Linked DNA regions of Homo sapiens: regions 1 and 2 are each linked to region 3. A link is a loop called in an ENCODE intact Hi-C map of the cell type or tissue named here. Cell type or tissue: B cell. All regions are shown on one strand. Links, peaks and the distances in the headings refer to the core of each region. The heading gives the core; the rest is flanking DNA. Region 1 holds the start of LINC02384 (long intergenic non-protein coding RNA 2384). Region 2 overlaps RAP1B (RAP1B, member of RAS oncogene family). Region 3 has its middle 26 kb from the start of MDM1.

Evidence for each region. Peaks named below come from ENCODE experiments on the same cell type or tissue, not always from the same donor. Only the 100,000 strongest peaks of a DNase experiment are listed, where the experiment ranks them.
Region 1: it touches region 3 in a loop (5-fold over the local background); 20 of 110 quality-filtered maps call a loop at or near these places.
Region 2: a loop joins it to region 3, with 7 times the contacts of the local background. A loop is called at or near these places in 4 of 110 quality-filtered maps.

What each region holds. Positions count from the first base shown.
Region 1 is chr12:68,447,666-68,454,506 of GRCh38, reverse strand. LINC02384 (long intergenic non-protein coding RNA 2384) reads left to right here and starts at 3,023. Exons shown (of 4, transcript NR_120458.1): 1 at 3,023-3,140. RefSeq lists enhancers at 2,635-2,774, 2,835-3,164. In B cell, for the core only: no CTCF peak of the experiment used is centred there; DNase peaks (open chromatin) are centred at 2,966 and 3,746; H3K4me3 peaks cover 1,619 bases; H3K27ac peaks cover 3,273 bases.
Region 2 is chr12:68,630,920-68,637,760 of GRCh38, reverse strand. All of the region lies in intron 1 of RAP1B (RAP1B, member of RAS oncogene family), which reads right to left. Among named protein-coding and RNA genes, the nearest start is that of SNORA70G, 7.0 kb to the right of the region's middle. RefSeq lists an enhancer at 1,190-1,309. In B cell, for the core only: no CTCF peak of the experiment used is centred there; a DNase peak (open chromatin) is centred at 3,440; H3K4me3 peaks cover 738 bases; H3K27ac peaks cover 3,812 bases.
Region 3 is chr12:68,354,797-68,361,637 of GRCh38, reverse strand. No RefSeq gene overlaps it. Among named protein-coding and RNA genes, the nearest start is that of MDM1, 26 kb to the right of the region's middle. RefSeq lists an enhancer at 2,863-3,374. In B cell, for the core only: a CTCF peak has its summit at 2,633 (motif pointing left); DNase peaks (open chromatin) are centred at 2,287 and 2,567; H3K4me3 peaks cover 392 bases; H3K27ac peaks cover 2,378 bases.

The sequences.
Region 1 (6,841 bases), core at 1,031-6,030, 93 kb before region 3:
AAGCTTAAAAGGCATTTACTGAAAGTGAAAATAAATTAGATGGCAGGTTTGAACTTAAAGAAGAATTAAAAATATGTCCCACAGCAGTGCCATGCATTTATTTCTTCAGGCTTCTTAAAGACATTGATTGGTAATAGATGCATCCGCGCTCATTGGTGTGGGAAGCCCTGGGGGAATGGCTAGAAGACTCCTTCATTTTCTTTTGTGTAGGTTTGCATTTCTTCTGTATTTGAAAGTCGTGATACTGAAGAAATTCAAAAATCCCCAGGAGATTCCATGTCCACATAACAAATGTAAACTTATCTTTACTTTAATGTGTTCACTTCTCATAACTCCTTGACTGGAACCCTTCACTTCATCCAGTCTGAGAGTCTGTAAGTTTCTGCCGCAGGCATGCACATTCCTGACACCACGCTTTTGCTTGGCTGTGCCTCCTGCCCAGAATGCTGTCTATTCTCTTACGCACATCCTCTCTGTATCCCATTTTTGTCCTATTTCTTCCTGATTCAGAGAGGGTGGTGATTGGTGGATATGGCTAACATTTATTAAGTATATCTCATGCTTTACATACTGTGGTGGCAATTTATGTGCATTGTTTAATGATACCCCCGTTTTACAGGTAGGGAAAGAGAGGCTTACAGAATGTCACTGGGCTCACACTAGTAAGTGGCACAAAGCCAGAATATAAATCTAGGTCTTTCTGGTCATTTCTGGACTTAATCTTATAGTGTCTTGAATTGTTTCTTAGCTATTGCATCTACTAAGGCCTTATTTCTCTAACCAGATTGTCAGTGGCTAGAGGCAAGGAGCTTACTTATCTTTTAGTCTGCATAGAGCAGGCCCTCAATAGTGATAGCCTTCTATTGAAGTGAAAAATAACATGTAAAACGTTAAAGGATTTTTATTATTTGGTTAAACACTGGAAGAAAGAAACAAATCACAGGAAACTAATTTCTCAAAATTACTGCATGAACACAAGACACTGTGGTTCTTAGTGTGATCAGCACCACTCACATGGGTGTCTGGAAATGTGGGGGCAGTCCTTAGGTTGTCAGGATTCTGAAGGTATCATGCAGTTATAGTGTGTGGTAGACAGGGACGTCAAACACCTTGCAGAAAGTAGGACCGTTCTGCACCCTGCAGGGGCCCAATAAGGGAAGCAGCACCTGGAAAACATGGACCCAGATGCCAGATTGAGTTCCAACTTGCCTCCACCTTTTACTAACTGAGTAAATCTTTCTCATGTTAACTATGTGCCCTCTCCACTCCTGGCACATGGTTAGTGCCCAAAAGCATCAGCTCATAATTACTATCCTCTAGAAAAGTGTCCCCCATGGCAAGACATGATCTTTGCGGAGTGAGAGAACTTACTAGACTAACAGTAACAGTGTAAAAATCAAGGTGTAATGAACATACAGAGTGGAATAATAGATATTGGAAACTCCAAAAGATAAGAGGGTGGGGTGGGAGTGGGGATGAGGGATGAGAAATTACCTGTTGGGTGCAATGTACAGTATTTGGGTGATGGGTACACAAAGAGCCCAGACTTCACCACTACACAATATATCCATGTAACAAAACTGTACTTGTATTCCCTAAGTCTAAAAAAAGAAACCAAAACTAAAAAAAAAAAAAAAAAAAAGAGAATCAAGGTGTGTCCCAAAACAGTGCTTCTCAAACCTTAATGTGCTTACACATCTCCTAGAAATCTTGTTAAAATGCAGATTCTGATTCGAGGGGGGGCTAGGATGGGACCAGAGTGTCTGCATTTCTGATAAGCTCATGATCCCAGAGCTGCTGTTGGGTACCAAAGTTCTAAAGTACCTTGAGGGAGAAGCCAACTTAATAAGTGAAATAATGAAGCATTTATTACATATCTACTATATAACTTAAATGACAAAAATAGAGTAATGGAGGTTGGATATAAGGAGTATAGAATTTGATTTCTTCACAGAAGGAGCTTCCATCTGCTTTGCCACTTTTATCTGAGAGACAAAGAGAGAGAGCACACAGATTTTCCATAGATAACTATATTTTTCAAGGGAAAAAGGCAGAGAGGTATTTCTTATGTGTGTTTCCTCACACAAAAAGGCCATTTTGGGTCCCCAAATAATTTTAGAGGAGGTATTATAACTAAATAAAGGAAAAACTTGGCAGCCATTCTTGGATGCAGGGTGTAAGCCTTGCATATCTCAGAACTAGTACGAATGGTGTGCATTTGGGTGTTTCTCTGTGTGTGCAGTTTTACATGTCTGTGTATGAGCTGGAAAGTGTATTGGGCCATTGCCAGGGAATTGATTTCTTAAACATCACTAGAGAAGAGGGATATTTTCCCTGATAAAGATTAAAGCGTTAAGTTAAGGGGCAGGAATTCCTAAGGCAGCCTTGACTAGGAACTTTGCATATTACAGGCAGTCGATGTTATTTGAACGTATTCATTGAGAGAAGAGACTACTCATTATCCACTTAAAATACTTCCTGGCTGCAGCATGGTGTTGTACGGAAGCCAAAGCAATTGGCTTTGCATTTGGCCAGCTGATTTAGCAAGAAATTTCGCAAATGATGCAGTCCTTACAGATGGTGCTGTTGGGTTTTTTAGAATGTTTTAAAACACTGATGGATTTGACCATGAACTGAATTTCCAGTCTCTTAGATTCACCTCCAGCCACCCCTTGACGATCTCCAAGGCAACTGGAGACAAGGAGCAGACCTTTTCTGCAAACTTATGATGAATGATTTCCTTTAAAAACTACTCGCATAATAAAAATGTTTTGGTGTAAACTTGGCCAAGGGGAACTCTTGAAACTTTCAGTTTCTTTGCCTAACTCTGAGTTGCTTGAGTCACATTTTTGCATGGTTCTTGATTGACTTTCTGGTGCTCTGCCTGGAGGTCTTTGCTTATCTGTGAGTTGCCTGAGTCACATTTTTACATGGTTCTGGTGCTCTGCCTGCAGGTCAAGAAGGAGCCAGTATCTCCAGGAGGAGTGAGAGAGTGCTCTGCCAGTGTGAAGTGTGAATCCTTGAGAGGCTGTGGCAAGGGTCCATGCCTGAATGTGTAGAACAAGAACAGCTGGAGGCTGTGGCTTTCTCCAGGAAGAGGTTTCTAAATCTGCCTCTTAGAAGATATCAGAAAGTTAAAGGTACTGTACCATCTTCACAGGCCGAATTCTTACTCAGATCTTTACAACAGGGACTGGTCCTGATCTTTGCTGTTGATTGCTTTCTTGTTTTCTTGGTTTCTATTTGAATCGTCACCTTTTATTCGTCTTCCTTGGTGCCTTTTGGTTGTGCTTATTTCGGCTTTATGTAAGCAGCATCTCTGGATGCATAAATGAGGCAGATAAAATTCCCCAGGGTGACTGATCTGCCCTTCATCTATTTTGAGCACTGCAGAGAAGTTACCATGGCCCACAGCATAACTCAATCACTGTAAGCCAGTGAGCACATTCTGAGTTTTTTTTTTTTTAAATAACCTTTCCTGGAGGCATTTGGCATAAGCTAAGCTTAAAGGCACATGATTCAATCATTGATTATTCAAGACATGTCATACTTAGGCTTTTCTAATAACCATATTGTCACTGTCAACTAGATATTGAGCTCTGGTTTCTAATTTTGCACTGGAAGCTGTACAAAGTCTATTGTGTTCTGTGTGTGTGTGTGTGTGGCTCTGGCAATGCAGAAATGGCAACAAGGAAGTATCTAGCACCCATGAAAAGACTGAAGAACACCAATTTGCTTTCTCTCAGTCAAGCCATCTTTCTTAAGACAACCCTTGTCCTGTAGCTTGAACTGTTTAATCCTTGTATATCTTCCATCCCTTCCACCCTTAGGGAACCTCCATAAGGTGAGGACAATGTGTCTTTTTTACCACCTGCTATTGTCTAAATGTTAGTGTCCCCCTCAAATTCATATGTTGGAACTAATACCCAATGTGATAGTATGAAGAGGTGAGTCCTTTTGGGAAGTGATTAAGTCATGGATCAGTGCCTGTGTTAGTCAGGGTTCTCTAGAGGGACAGAACTAATAGGATATATATATATAAAACAAACTCATATATATATATATATATATATATATATATATATATGAGTTTGTTAAGGATATGTAATAGGATATATATATATATATAAAAAACACATTCATATATATATATAAAACACATTCATATATATATATATAAAACACATTCATATATATATATATATATATATATATATATATATATATATGAGTTTGTTAAGTAGTATTAACTTATACGATCATGAGGTCCCATACCAGGCTGTCTGCAAGCTGAGGAACGAGGAAGCCAGTCCAAGTGCCAAAGCTGAAGAACTTGGAATTCAATGTTCAAAGGCAGGAAACATCCAGCAGTGGAGAAAGATTTAGGCTGGGAGGCTAGGTCAGTCTAGCCTTTTCACATTTTTCTGCCTGCTTTATATTCTGGCCACACTGGCAGCTGATTAGATGGTGCCCACCCAGATTAAGGGTGGGTCTACCTTTCCCAGCCCACTGACTCAAATGTTAATCTCCTTTGGCAACACCCTCACAGACACACCCAGGATTAATCCTTTGCATCCTTCAATCCAATCAAATTGACACTCAGTATTAACCATCACAGTGCCCTCTTAAAAGAGGTGCCTTGCCCTTACTGCCATTTGGTAATATAACAAGAAGGCACCAGTTTTGAAGCATAGAGCAAGTCCAGACACCAAGTCTGCTGTTACCTTGATCCTAGACTTTCCACTCTCCAGAACTGTAAGCAATACATTTCTGTTATTTATAAATTACCCATTTAAGGTATTTTGTTATAGTAGCCTGAACAGACTAAGATATCACCATACCTCTGTAGTTTAGCACAGGGCTTAAGCTTAAGGCAGCATTTATTCATTGGTTCATTGATTTATCAGTTCATTTAACAAGCGTTTATTGGTAAACACCAACATTCCAGCTTGTCTTGGAATGAAGTTTCCCCATCTTTGATAGGAATACATGCTTATCACTTCCATGTTTGCTCTGAGAGCTCCCCTATACCTCCTCTACTTCTTGGAAGCATGCTCCTCTAAGGTTGTTAGCTCTGCCCTCCTATCCAGATTTGTTCTTTTCCTTTGCATCTGCAGAATCAGCACTATTTCTATAACAAAGTGGTTCCCCTTACTTCTGAATATCACTGGTTTCTTTTATTAATTTCTTTCATTCAAGGTTAAAGAGGTAGTTATATGATGTGACCTGTGATGGTTTCGTGGTGTGTCTGCTTTGGCTTGGATAAATCACATCCCCCAGAGCTCCTTTTCTAGTATGTTTCTGACTAGGGTGGTCTACAAGGGAGAGTCTCTTGCAAAAATTGGAAGATGGAAGTGAGGCAGCAGCTATTTTGTAGCACGCACGTACCTTCTCCTAATTATTGAAACACTAATCTAGGTGCTGCTGTGAAGGGATTTTGCAGCTGTAAAGTCCCTAATCAGTTGACTTTAAATTAGTCAAAAGAGATATTATTCTATGTGACTTAATCAGTTAAAAGCTTTTTAAAAGAGAGTCTAGACCAGGGGTGTCTAAGGGAGAGAGTACAGTCATGGGTTCTTAGTTTCTGTTTCTCATTGGGCCAGAAAAGCCCCTTCCTCATCCCTCTTTTCTGCTTATTACTAGAGACGGAAACTAAAAACTATGGCTTCAGGTTGCTAAAAGCCTAAAACAAAAACAAACAGAACAACAACTACAAAATAAAGTGGTTTGGATAAGCTTGATCTATACTCTCCCTGAGGTCGGAGATTCCAAGTAGTAGAGCAGAAGGAAAGTTGTAGAACTTTTCTACGTTTTGGGACAAAAACACTCATGTTGTTGCTGATCTGCTGATTTGCCTTGTTGGTGTGAAGCAGCAGCTAGTTTATAATTCCTTTACTTTTCAGATGTATCTACTTCCAATTTCACTGACTCTTGGGTTAAGTGTATGTGTACAGCTCCATGACAAAGAGCCCTGACTTCTGCATGACATCCTCATCACTGAGCTCATCCTTGTGGTAGTCTAGCCTGCTTATGGCTTTCCCTTTCTGATTACCTGCCTTGTGGATGTCAGGCCTGCTTAGCCAGCTCCTACAGTTGTGTAAGATAATTCTTTGTAAAAAATAAATGGATATATTAAAAAACAAAAACAAACAAACAAAAATTTTCTGCTGGTTCTGTTTTTCATGTCAAACCCTGACTGATACATAAACTGAAGAAGCAATTGTTGCCTTATATATCATTCAGTTGGACGGTTTGGAACCCAGATGTCCACCAGCATTCATTCAATTATTCATAACTGTACCATAGTTGACAATATAGCAATAAACAAAGCAGATATGGACCCTGCCCTTGGAGAGTAGATTCTAGCAGGAAACAGATGTTATTTAATATTTATAGGATAATACATTAGCATAGAGTTGTCAGAAGGTGTAACTAGGAGACCCTGCCTGAACTTAGGTGTCAGAGAAGAGAAGTAAGGGCCTGGAAGAAAGAGTGAGGGCCTGACAACAAATGAAAGTAATTCAGGAGGTTCTGCAAAGTTGTCGTTCATGGCAGTAGAAGGGATGAGGCTTGGGAGATAAACTGTAGAGGGCTATGCAAGCCAAGATAAGGATGTCTGACTTTACCCTAAGGGACAAATACTTTTATTTAAAAACCTTCATGTTTTGGAATCCTATATAGTTATTTTATAATGTCACAATGTGGTTATATTTTGAACCTTTGAAGATCCCATGGTGTTAGTGTGTTTGATCAGCCATTCCTGCCCCTGTCCTCTTATTTTTTTGCACATTTTTTACAATCCTCTTGTGTAACCCATGATGCCCTTTCTATTGTGCAAGCA
Region 2 (6,841 bases), core at 1,293-6,292, 280 kb before region 3:
ACACTTAAAAGTAAATACTGTATCATCTTTGGAGCTCAGGGTGATAAAACATGAAATCTGGAAATAAGGAGACCAAAACTAGCTACGTAATTTACCAGGGGGGTGGTCATTTATTTCTAGGCTGGCATCTTGTTTTTTTTTTTTTTTTTTTTTTTTTTTTTGAGATGGAGTTTTACTCTTGTCACCCAGGCTGGAGTGCAGTGGTGTGTGATCTCAGCTCACTGCAACCTCAGCCTCCCTGGTTCAACTGATTCTCCTCTCTCAGCCTCCCGAGCAGCTGGGATTACAGGTGCGTGCCACCACACCTGGCTAATTTTATATTTTTAGTAGAGGTGGGGTTTCACCATGATGGCCAGGCTTATCCTAAACTCCTGACCTAAGGTGATCCACCCGCCTGGGCCTCCCAAAGTGCTGGGATTACAGGCGTGAGCCACTGCACTCGGCCTCTAGGCTGGTGTCTTAATCTGTGAAATACGGACAACAATACTGACTGTACCGAGTTGATGGACAGATTAAGAATGTACACTGTTTATTAAAGATTTACATGTTAGTTATTACCATCATCAAGCAGCTGCAGGGTAGTACTTATTTTGGTACCCACTATTTGGTCTATAAATGTTTGCTGAATAAAGACTAATAATTCATTTCCAGCAAATGACAGAAGTATATAGACTTTTAAAAGAAGAGTAGTAAGTTATCTTTTTATAGGTAAATTGCCATTTAAGTTCACATCAATTATTGACAGATGCCATGAATCCCAACTGAAGATGAAATACACAAATCTTGGCATTAAAAAAAGTAGGGACAGGCCGGGTGTGGTGGCTCATGCCTGGAATCTCAGCACATTGGGAGGCTGAGGTGGGTGGATCACCTGAGGTCAGGAGTTCGAGATGAGCCTGGCCAACATGGTGAAACCCCATCGCTACTAAAAATACAAAAATTAGCTGGGCATGATGGTGCACACCTGTAATCCCAGCTACTCCGGAGGCTGAGGCAGGAGAATTGCTTGAACAGAGACTCCGTCTCAAAAAAAAACAGCAGGGATAGGCATGGTGGCTCACACCTACCTGTACAATCCCAGCATTTTGGGAGGCTGAGGTGGGAAGACTGCTCAAGACTATTCTGGACAACACAGCAAAACCACACTTCTACAAAAAATTTATAAAGTAGCTGGGTGTGGTGGTACATGCCTAGAGTCCCAGCTGCTCAAAAGAATGAGGTAGGAGGATCACTTAAGCCCACGAATTGGAGGTTACAGTGAGCTATGACTGCATTACTGCACTCTATCATGGGTGACGCAAGAACTTGTTTCTAAAACAAACAAACAACAAAAAAACAGTGCTTATACTTGCCTTCTAGGAATCACAGTCCAGTAAAAATGCCCTGCAGCAGAAACTCTAGTGTTAAAACCAACTTCTGGGTTCCAGAGACAATTGCTCATAACTTTGTAACCTGATTTCTTTCTTAAATCTCATTAATAAATGAAGAAGTAGCTTATAAGAATCAAATCCTTGAAAAGCAATAAGCAACATTTAAAAAGCATAATTTCTGTCCCTTAAAATATGCCAAAAAAAATAGCTGACTGTCATGGCTCATGCCTGTAATACCAGGACTTTGGGAGGCCAAGGCGGGCAGATCACTTGAGGTCAGGAGTTTGCGACCAGCCTGGCCAATATGGTGAAGCCCCATCTCTACTAAAAATACAAAAAAAAAAAATACTCGAATGTGGTGGCGGGCGCTTGTAGTCCCAGATACTCAGGAAGCTGAGGCAGGAGAATCGCTTGAATCCAGGAGGCGGAATTTGCAGTAAGTAGAGATTTTGCCACTGCACTCAAGCCTGGGCTACAGAGCAAGACTTCGTAACAAAAAAAAAATTTCATGGGTATAACCAAAATGGAAATTTTGCAAAAGCAGTTCTCCAATCTCAAGTTGTTTAACTACTACACTCACCCCCTAACCCCAGTTTGAAATTCTGTGACCCTAAATTATAAAAACAGGCCTAAGTAGGCCAGGCACGCTGGCTCATGCCTGTAATCCCAGCACTTTGGGAGGCCGAGGCGGGTGGATTGCTTGAGGTCAGGAGTTCGAGACCAGCCTGGCCAATATGGTGAAACCCCGTCTCTACCAAAATACAAAAATTGGCTGGGTGAGGTGGCGGGCGCCTGTAATCCCAGCTATTAGGGAGGCTAAGGCAGGAGAATTGCTTGTACCCAGGAGGCGGAGGTTGCAGTGAGCCGAGATCGCACCACTGCACTCCAGCCTGGGTGACAGAGTGACTCTGTCTCAAAAAAAGAGGCCTTAAATACTGGTTCCTGAAGTCAGGTAACATTACTTCTCCCACTGCACTTTCTGGAAGAGAAGATACTTGATTTCTCCTTTCCATCTCCAACTCCAAAAGTAATACTTTAACAGCTAAAGAGGGTAACTGTGTCCTTTTCTCATTCCCAAATAAAATCAACTAATTCAACTGTCAGAAGGACCTGTTATGAATCTGTTTAACACAATGACAGACTTTAAAAATTCTTTTTGAAGGAAAAAATAAGGGGCCCAAACACTGCCTCTCCTACCCTCTTTTAAAAATAAAACTTCTAACAAGGAACTATAAAATAAATAGAAAGCTGCTAAAATGAAGACTGCTTATCATATTTACTTTGAGTTGTCTGCCTCTCTCATAATGAGGACACATGGAAAATGTTTCCAATCTTACTCATTCTGCCAAGAAAGATCTCCTGTGAACAAGATTTCTAAATCTAGAAAGTGCAAAATTTGTAGATTATCAAACTGTGTATAGCATTTTCTCTATTCTGATCATATTTATAATACCTCAAGAAAGAAAAAAATTCCCTTGCCCTTTTCATGGATTAATACTGCTAGTAAATCAAGTTTTTTCAATTAATCACACCAACTTTCTCCCTGAAATATTCAACAACATATAATTTGACATGCAACGTAAGGTTAGCTTTTCCAGCTTTATTTCTATAGTTACCTTTTCAGTTCAGTATTTGATCATGTATGGTAGAATACAGAATAGAGGGTAACAATTTATCAACAATCTGACAAATGCAGAAGAACCAGTTTAATAGATTTCTCAGCCGAGTCAAGAGATAAGCAAAATAGTTAAGTGATTTTTTAAAAAAGGAGAGACCAACAATTCAAAAACAGGTAAAAAAAAAAATAATAATATAGGCTCAAGATCACCTTATTAGTTTCTATCAGATCTTTCCAAATAGGCTGTATTTGTGTAGAACTCCTCCCTGCTCCCAATTCTCTAGATGTGACTTAAAAAAATGTCCTTTTTTCCCTGTCATCTGAACTAGCAGTAAAATCTACAGGGATGCATACTGACTCAGTATAGGCTTTAGATCCCATTGTCTGGGTTGGAATCAGTTCTACTTGAGTGGCTTTGGTCTCGTTATTTTAAACTGTGTCTCATTTCCTCATTTGAAAATGGAAATAAAAGTATCTACTTCTTACAGTTCTTAAAGATTCAAATGAAATAACTTACCCTATGCAAAATGTGTAGCACAATGAGTAACACATAGGAAGTAGCCAGTAAATGTTAATTTGCTATTTTTTAAAATTATATCTATCTAGGTGTTTATAGTGCTTAAGACACCTAAAGGACTTCAATAGCATATTATTTTAATAGGTAGCTGTATACCTGGGAGTTGTCATGGATTCTTCTCTCTTCACTCCATTATCAAGTCTGATTCATTCTACCTTGGTATTTCTGGAATCAATTCCATTCTCTCTACTCCACTACCTTATACTGGGCCTTATTATTTCTTACACGGGAAGAGGAGGATACAAGAGGCAACGAGAAAACATTAATTTGCTTTACACCTCAATTTCAATGACCAGATTAGAGATGTTAAGTTTTTTTGTTTTTTTGAGACAGAGTCTTACTGTATTGCCCAGGCTGGAGTGCAGTGGCACGATCTCAGCTCACTGCAACCTCCACCTCCCAAGTTCAAGTGATTCTCCTGCCTCAACCTCCTGAGTAGCTGGGACTACGAGCACACGCCACCATGCCTGGCTAATTTTTGTATTTTTTAGTAGAGACGGGGTTTCACCACATTGGCCAGGCTGGTCTCAAACTCTTGACCTCAAGAGCCGCCTGCCTCGGCCTCCCAAAGTGCTGGGATTACAGGCTTGAGCCACCGCACCCAGCCGAGATATTAGTTTTAACTGTGACAGAGGTTATGTGGCCCAGAAATCTGAGGAAAAGCAAATGTGACAACTACATATTAAAGCCCAGAAGACACTCTGTTTTATAAATTAAAATGTTCACAGTGTTTGCGCTGTGTTAGCTCACAATGAAGCAGGGTCTACAGAATAAAGTGCTTGCTGTGGATGCAGAGAAGAGAACAATTGTCTATCTATAAAGAACTACCAGGCAAGGCTTCCTAAGTGGATACTTAAACCAGACCAGTGGATATATAAATCATTAGGGAATAGGGGAGTTCACTTGGAAAGTGAGGGCGCTCTGGGGAACGGGATGAGTATGATTGAAGTCATCAAGTCATGGGTGGTGGGGGGTTCAGTGGAGGTATGGGGGAATTTATTTTGTGATAATAAATCTCAACTTAGTTTTAAGGTTTTAGATGTAAGATGTCACCCAATGAACTCTGATGATGTTTTTCCCAGCTTATGAGAAATAGAAATAGGAACAGAAAAAAATACTGCACAAAACTGAAAACCTTTCTAACTTAGTGAGCTTCTCACAATAAAACACGCAGTGAATAGCTTGTATTGTACAATAAACCATAACATATAAAAATCGCCTGCCAACTGGGCATGATAGCTCACATCTATAGTCCCAGTTACTTCAGTCTTGCTTGAGTGGGAGGACTGCTTGGGGCCAGGAGTTCCAGACCAGCCTAGACAACATAGTGAGGCATCATCTCTAAAAAAATCATTAGCCCATACAGTGCCTATAATCTCTGGATTTGCTCCCATTTCCTCTTTATCTGAAGCCTTTTGTAAAAAGGAGAGTTAAGTATCTTATATCTTATTTTTAATTTCTCTAGCAATAGACACCACTGTTGTGGTCAAACCACTGCCACCATTTACTCCACATTCTTTTACAGGGTCTACTCTAAAAAAAAACTGTGTCTACTAACCATAAACCAAACCTACTGAAGAGTCCCTCTGCTTGTGAAAAGGACATCATTCTTTTTCAACTTTAGTCAAAATTTTCCCACATTTTGGCCTTTTTTATCATCTGAATCTGATCTTTACATTTCTACATATGAGTATAATCTTCCAAACATTTGCTTAAAAGGCACAAGTAATTTTGCTTTGTTAATTAAAAAAAATTTTTGTTTGGCTGGGCATAGTGGCTCATGCCTGTAATCCTAACACATTGGGAGGCTGAGGCAGGAGGATCACTTGAGGCCAGGAGTTTGAGACCAGCCTGGCCAACATGGCAAAACCCTGTCTCTAATAAAAATACAAAAGTTAGCCGGGTATGTTCACACACACCTGTAGTCCCAGCTACTCAGGAGACTGAGGCCCAAGAATTGAACCTGGGAGGCGGAGGTTGCAGTGAGCTGAGACCGTGGCTGCATTCCAGCCTGGGTGACAGCCAAACAGTCTGGAAAAAAAAAACAAACAAAAAAAAAAAAAAAACAAATCCAAAACCCAAAAAACTGTTTCCTTCATGTTCATTTTATGTGTTTATTCTTTAAAAAGAAAAAGAAAAAAAAAACCTGCAGTAAAGCACTGATATGCAAAAAAGATGGCTACATCATGAAGTGGAATCAGAGTGACCAACGGTCCAGGTTTAAGCACGGAAAGTCTCATGTCTGAGGAAACTCTCCATCCTGGGAAAACAAGAATGGTTGGCCATTTTAGGTGGAATATGTTCTGACAGGAATTTGCTTCTTATTTCATATTCTGAAAGATGGACAAAACATACCTGCTCTCAAAAAGCTTACAATTTTGTAGGAAAAGATGGAGACATAAAAATATGAAAAATATCATGAGATGTACAAAATACTATGGGAGTTCAGAAGGAGAGATCAGATTTATGAAGAGGGTGGCAAAAAAAAAAGTTACAATATTTCAACAGGAAAGAACATACCAGGGATAAGAAAAGTGAGAGCAAAGGCACAAAAGGCAGCATAACATGGGAACATTAATTAGACTATAGCGGAAAAAGCAGTCTGACTGGCTCACAGGGCACAAAGGAATAGGAAAATAAAAATAGCAGTAATCTTCAGTTAAGATTAAGGAGATCTCTGAGTATCAGTGAAGAGCTCTGACTCATTTAATAAGCAACAACAATAGACATTTTGAAGATAAACATGAATACTGAGAAAACTAAAGATACTTTTAAATTAACGAAAGAAGTTCTAACAGTAGAAGGCTGAACAATACATCTAGGCATGGTAAGCATTTCATTAAAATATGAGTAATATGTGGTAATTTTTTGGCGAAAAACAAAAAATGAGGTCAGAAATAGCATACCAAATGGAAGAAACTGCAAGAAAGTGACATAAGGATAGTTAAGAAACTGGTAATTTCAGCTTTATTCAATATTATATGGATATTAAGTATCTGCTATGTGCAGCCAGGGTAGGTATCATATGCAAACATTTTTGCTTCCCTATTTTTTATAACAGGATATTAATTTTGATACCATGGCATCTAATATCTAAGGCACATTGAAGTTACATTTAGTTATACCACTATCACAGAACATAGCACTTAGGGTATTTGCCTACAACCTCACATGTATTAACAAATAAAGCAGATGTATGGGGCAGACTCCATTTTTCCCTCAAAAAAGTACTTCGAATCTGCCAAAGTACATGAAAAAAAAAACAAATTCAGGCTG
Region 3 (6,841 bases), core at 742-5,741:
ATTTTTAACTTCTATTTACTTTTTGAAAAGGTAACGCATGCATAAGGTAACTTGAACAGTTCAAAGTAGTATTAAATAATTGCTCCCCAGAGACAATCACTATTGCTAGTGTATTGAGTGTTCTTCCAGAGGTGCCCTATGTATTTGTGTGTGTGTGTCCCTTAGCTGGAAGTAGTTTCGAGAATCCAAGAACTTCCTGTTGGTCTGCTATATCTGTTTGGTTCATCCGTATATCTCTGGTTGTTACCCCAGAGACCAGACCATACAGCCCAAAATTTATGGTCAATAATTATATATTGATTGAGTAGATCTATTTTAGTCAGTGACTGATTTAATCTGTTTTAGCAGTTTTTAGAAAATGATCGGCATTTGCTTGATACATCTTTATTGTGAATTAACAAGACATATAATTTGACATGTCTAGATAATAGAGCATCTTCATGAATTCTAATGTATTGGTACAATAATTTTAAACCACTGGTACAGAAGCTGCCTCTCTGAATATTCTTCACTGACTGGAGGGAACTCTTTGGAAAATATGTGCCATCTGAGTTTAAATAAGAATGGGTTAAGAAACAAAAAAACAAGATTAAAAATATGTCAGAATACACATGCAAATTGGTGCAGTTATTGAAAGTTGCTAGTTGGGAGGCTACATATTTTAAAAATTGCCTCCTTAGGTTTACAAGCCACATATTACTGTGGCTGCTGCCACTTCTACTATTATTGCTGTTGCCACTACTAACATTATTACTATTTATTTGGCATTTGCCCCTATACAGTACCGTGTATACTTACTTACCACGTATACTTACAGTACCATGTAAGTATTTTGTATGCATTATGTCATTTAATCTCGTAGCAACATTATCAGGTAGGTATTATTATCATTTGCATTTTATAGATGAGAGAACCGAGGCAAATAATGATTTCATAACTTGCTTATGTTCACAGAGCTAATAAAATGGTGGAAGAAGGATTGTGGCCCAGTGTGATACTAGAGCACATACTTCTGAGTCGTGCTTCAGTTTTGACCAAAAATGGAACATTCTTATTGATCATCCTTTCTGTTTGCCAAATTTAGCTCCAAATGACTTTTTCAAAATTTTATATTTTTTATTGAGATGGGGTCCCACTGTATTGCCCAGGCTGGTGTTGAACTTCTGGCTTCAAGCAATCCTTCCACTTCAGCCTCCCAAAGTGCTGGGATTACAGGTGTGAGCCACCGCACCAGGCCAGTGCCTTTTTTTTTTTTTTTTTTTTTTTTTTGTGGAGATAGGGTCTCGCTATGTTGCCAAGGCTGATCTTGAACTCCTGGCTTCGAGCTATCTCCTGCCTTTACTTCCCATAGTGTTGGGATTAAAGGGGTGAGCCACTACACCCAGCCAACTTTTGACTCTTTCAACAAATGAAATCCACTTTCAGAAAGAATGCTGTTGTGTTAGCACTGGGTTTTCAAAAGATATGTGTCAATTTTAAAAGAGGAGCTTCCAAAATGGTTTGCATTATTAAAATGGGTGAATACTTTGAAAGGGATAATAACTCATTTGTGTGTCTATACATGTGTGTTTGCTTAAAAAAATCTGCCCTTGTATTTATTGTCACATCTCATATATTTAATTTATTTAAATATAGGACAATACAGGGAATTTCCTGTTAGAGTTACATAGTTGGAAAATACCAAATTGTCTGTATTTCTTCACATTTCATCACTAGGCATCCAGATAGTCCTAGGCAAATCTATGAATTATGCAAAATGTGTCTTGCCACATCCCTTTCTTTCAGCACTTCCCTTTAATTATTTCTCCATCTACACTCTCCTCTCCTCATTCAAAAATGCCAAGAGCTTGGTGACCCTCTGCAGCCATATGCAGAGTCCTCAAGTTCAAGGCCCTACCCTGTCCTGTCCTTTCTGGGTACTCCTTTCATGTGCTCTAAAATCATTCCTCTTTTTAGCCATTCAACTAAAATTTTATTCTTGTAGAATAACCAATGACATGTAACGTTCCGGAGAAAAGACAGCAGAGAAAAGTAATCCACATTAAGGTGTAAATGACTAACAGCTCTAGCTTAATATAGAGATCCTGACAGTGGCAGTGATATTTAGAAAGAGAAGATTATTAGGTCAAAAGAAGTATATTCTTTCTGGCCTGGGTCCCATTCTTGTCCTTTCTCGACCATAATAGATCCTGTGTGGGGAATTTCTTGTCCTACTTCAGCTCATGCAAATCTTGTATCTGTGGTTGTACATTATTCTTTGATGACATCAGAGACCTACTTCTGCTTTTGGCATATGATAGGGGACACTTGTTTATTTTGGTTGGGAAAGGAGGAGATTGTTATAGGCACTGATAGGGGTATGGGGGCCATGTTTCCCAGGGGGATTCCAGGATGTGTCCATGAGAAACGCATTTAATATATTATTTGGGAAAGGAGTGTTTGTTATTGTTACAGTGGTTTTGCTTGATGATTTTTGTTTTTAACAGTGAGAAACTGAAAATCTTCTATGATCATCTTGTTGCCTCTAGCAGTGCTTTTGACTTATAGAGTGTGTGTGATTCCCTGAGATACCAACTTTTCTGCCAGTTTCAAAGTTTAATAGTATTTGGGGCATGCCACCTAGCGGTGATAGCTTTTGGTTTCTTGCTCATTGGAGGAGAATAAATCAAAACCCTAGTAAATCAGTCTCCTAGACTTGAAAGCCACATGGGAGGCCATCTAGGTCATCTGTTAGCTTTTGCGTAAGCAGGCAAGTAAATCACCCTTTCTGTGGATCTGAGACAGAAAAATCAGGGCATCTAAAGCCCCCTGGGCTCAGAATTCCTCCGGCTCCCAGTTCCCCCAGTGAACTTTGAATGTTTGTGGCCTGCATGGCTGAGACGCGACCCTGTATCTCCGCAGGCATTTTGGCAATCCCAGCAACAAACGCATGGAAGACAAGGCTCCTCTGACTCTGAGCCCTGACTTACCTCGTCCTCACTCTGACCTGTTTTCTCCCTCTCCCTTCCCCCACTCTTGGCTTCTCCTTACCCTCTCCACACTCCCCACTGCTTTTAGTGCCTTCCTTCCATTGTCATGCTTGATGGACCCACCATACAATACTTTTTTTTTTTTTTTTGCCATAGCTCCTTTTAAAATTTCTATTTTAACTTTCTGTCCCTAAATAGAAAAGGATAAATGCTTAGTACAGAAAAGTTTGGTAAAAACCCTTTTTGTGTCTGTGTGTGTGTGTGTATGTGTTGAGTGTTTTTTAAAAAACAAAAATAATATAAAATACTATTCACTTAGTAATAGATCATGAGCATTTTCCCCATGTTAATAATGTTCTACTCTAGGATTTTAGTAACTGCATCACAGGATATACCAGAATTTACTTCATTACTGTTAAATTCTAGGAAAGTGAGAATGATAGGAAATATTTTTAATTCACAGTCACGTTCAGGTCACACTTTATTGAACATTGATTGTGTGTTATGCTCCTGTATAAGCCATTTTTACATTCATAAGTACTTTTAACTTTCATAAGATCTCTGTAAAGGCCGGGAGCAGTGGCTCATGCCTGTAATCCCAGCACTTTGGGAGGCCAAGGCAGGCAGATCACCTGAGGTTGGGAGTTCAAGACCAGCCTGACTAACATGGAAAAACCCCCGTCTCTACTAAAAATACAAAATTAGCCAGGTGTGTTGGTGCATGCCTGTAATCCCAGCTACTTGGGAGGCTGAGGCAGGAGAATCACTTGAACCTGGGAGACAGAGGTTGCAGTGAGCTGAAATTGTGCCATTGCACTGCAGCCTAGGCAACGAGCGAAACTTGTCTCAAAAAAAAATTTTCTATGAGGTAGGCATTGTGATGCCATTTTACAGAAGAAACTTGAGGATCTGAGAAGCAGCTTACCCAAGATCACATGGTTTGGAAGGAGGAAACACAGTAAAATTTTGTTCTCTGGATTTATAGTCCCTCAGCCACTTCCTGAGGTCCCAATAGATACTGAATGTGAACATAGCTTTTCTGAGCATTCTTGCTCTTTGTCTTCAAGATGGGAACAGAGAGAGACCCTTGAAAGGAGATTAGTGTTAAAAGGCTTTAGAGTCAAGTTGGGGATTGCAAAATAGGGTATGAGAAAGTGGAAGGAGAGCTACCTAGATAGGGAAGCCTGCGTTTTCATAGCCTCAGGAATAACTCTTGCTAAATGCTCTATATACATTATCCAATTTTATCCTCACAGCAACCCTGGGAAATACATACAAATATAATTTTACTTTACAGATGGAGAAAACTAAGATCAGAGAAGTAGTTGGTCTAAGGTCACTTTGCTGGCAGGTGTCAGAGGCAGGATTAGAACCCAGCTTGTCCGATTCCAAAACTTCTTCAACTGTAATATGAATTTCCTCTCCAGGTTAATGAGTGTCCTAATCATTCTAAGAATGAGTAGTAATAAGAATTTTATAGTGATATAGTCATAGGCCCCATCCCTGGTTTTGAGGGTGTGTTTGAAGGGGGGTTAATGGAACAGATGAATGAAGTAGGGGGAAGAGGGGGGAAGAAGAGTAAAGTGAAACAAAGCCCAGAAAAAAAATTAAAAAGCCTGAAAGAATGCCAGTTGCAATAAAAGCAACCCATGGGGAAGACAGACAGGTAATCTTTGATGCAAAACATTTGGAAAACAATGCTCAGCTGTTGAAAAGGCTGAAATTTCTGTTTTCTCATGTTTTATAATTAAGAAGAAATCTAAGAACACTTGTTAGAAAGTTTTTTCTCCAGTGGTCCAACGTACATTTCCCAAAAATGGTTAGCTCAAAAAACTCATCATATTACTTAGCATAAGCACCAGTGAAATAGTCTTTATGTCAATTATCCCACAAGTTTATAGTGCAGGGTGAGAGATTAGCAGCAATATACTTTTTCAGGCATTGTGGCCATTTCAATTGTTTCTGATTTTTTGATCTCTAAAATAGGTAATACTCCCTAATTCATAGGTGTTGTGAAAATTAATGAGTAAATACTAAGAGCTTTGGGAGGGATTTAAAAGGGAGATGTTAGTGTATGCTATTATTATATCCTCATTTCTATTCTGAAGTCATAATGCTCTGATAGTGACACTGTCATCATCACCATGGAAACCCATGATATATGTCACTTTTTTCTCTGGGGCCTTTCTCCATCCTCCAGGCAGTTCCAGATGCTGCCACAAAAATGCTTAGCTCCCTTTTCTGGTCATCTTTAAGTTCCCTCACTGGTTTGTAAATGCCTTTACTACTAAGCTTTTCCTTGAATATGTCCCTGTCCCTTCACCTACATCTTTCTTCTCTTTTATTATCCTGTATTCATTCCTGTGATTCTGGACACATAGCTTTCCATTCATTTGTTCTCTTTTACCTTGCTCTTCCTTTCCTCCTGTGTTTGGGATAATCTTTGTTGATTCAACAAGTTGTTCTTTATCCCTATTAATGTCTACATGGAGAAGCCAAGGCAACTTGATGTTATCAACTTTATTACTGAAGTTTCAACATCTATGTAGTGTTTTGCTTCAGTTATTAAGAAGTTGGCTGGACACAGTGGCTCCCACCTATAATCCCAACACTTTGGGAGGCCTAGGCAGGAGGACCACTTGAGGCCAGGAGCTCAAGACCAGCCTGGGCAACATAGCAACACCCTGTCTCACAAATTTTTTTTTTTTTTAAATCAGCTGGGCAAGGTAGTGCATGCCTGTAGTCCTAGCTACTTGAGAGGCTCAAGCAGGAGGGTCACTTGAGCTCATGATTTTGAGGATACAGTGAGCTATGACTGTCACTGCACTCCAGCCTGGGTAACAGAGGAAGACTGTCAAAAAAAAAAAAAAAGAAAGAAAGAAAGAAAAAGAAAAGCAAGCAAGCAAGAAGTCACCATAAGTAGATTGCTCTAATCCCTGAGGATGAGTGAAATCAAATCAATAATACTAGTTACCCATCTATGAGGAATCAGGTGGATATTATGCCAGGTTGTTTCTAGTAGTTAACAGTTTGTAAATGAATTCAATCAGATTTTTAAAACTCTGATATTCTTCATTCTTTTGAGAGATATTTGGCACATAAAGACAAGATATCTTTATTACAACACTTAATCGGAAGAAATGAAGCATATTAATTCTCTAATGAATATTTTTAATAAGTTTTCCATGTTACCAGTAGTGTAGTGTTCAGTTATCAAAAGAACATAATGAGATCTCACGCTGTGTAACAGAAAGTAGTACTATCTTGCCTAGAAGAGAACATTCAGACATTTGTTTATAGCTGTCAGTGGTCATTTCTGCAGTGTTGAATTGTCTCTCCCTTTTCCTCCCCTACTTTTGAGTCACTTAAAATGAAAAATGGGAAAAAAAGCATGCTCTAATTTAATGGTTTCCCCATCCTTCAAATGCTCTCCTTTTAAACATTTTCTCTGACATTAGTTTCTCTTTCCTAGCAGGAGGCTGAGTGTTTAAGCTCCTGACATATTCCCGCCGAGTGGCTGTGAGTGTGAGAAGCACTGCAGTACAGTAGGAGTGACTAGTTAAGCCTCTTGGACAGGGAGAAAGAACTGGGAGTGTGGCTGTGAAGTGGGTACCCTGGGTACAAGTATCCCTGTCTTTAGAATCTGTGTACCTAGTGTGGCTCTAACTCCAGTTAAGGGCCCAGTTAAAGTGGGCCTGGATGTCTCATGAAGTCCTGGATGGCCCCCAGTTCAGAGGACCCAGTACTGAAGGTGCCACCTTTACTTAGCTCCTGATCTGGGCTGGATGTGAAGGCCTCTGAGCTGACTTCTGACTCTGGCTCACCTCCCGATGCTTATATGCCCCTCCCTGCCCTTGCCAAATGATCTCCCT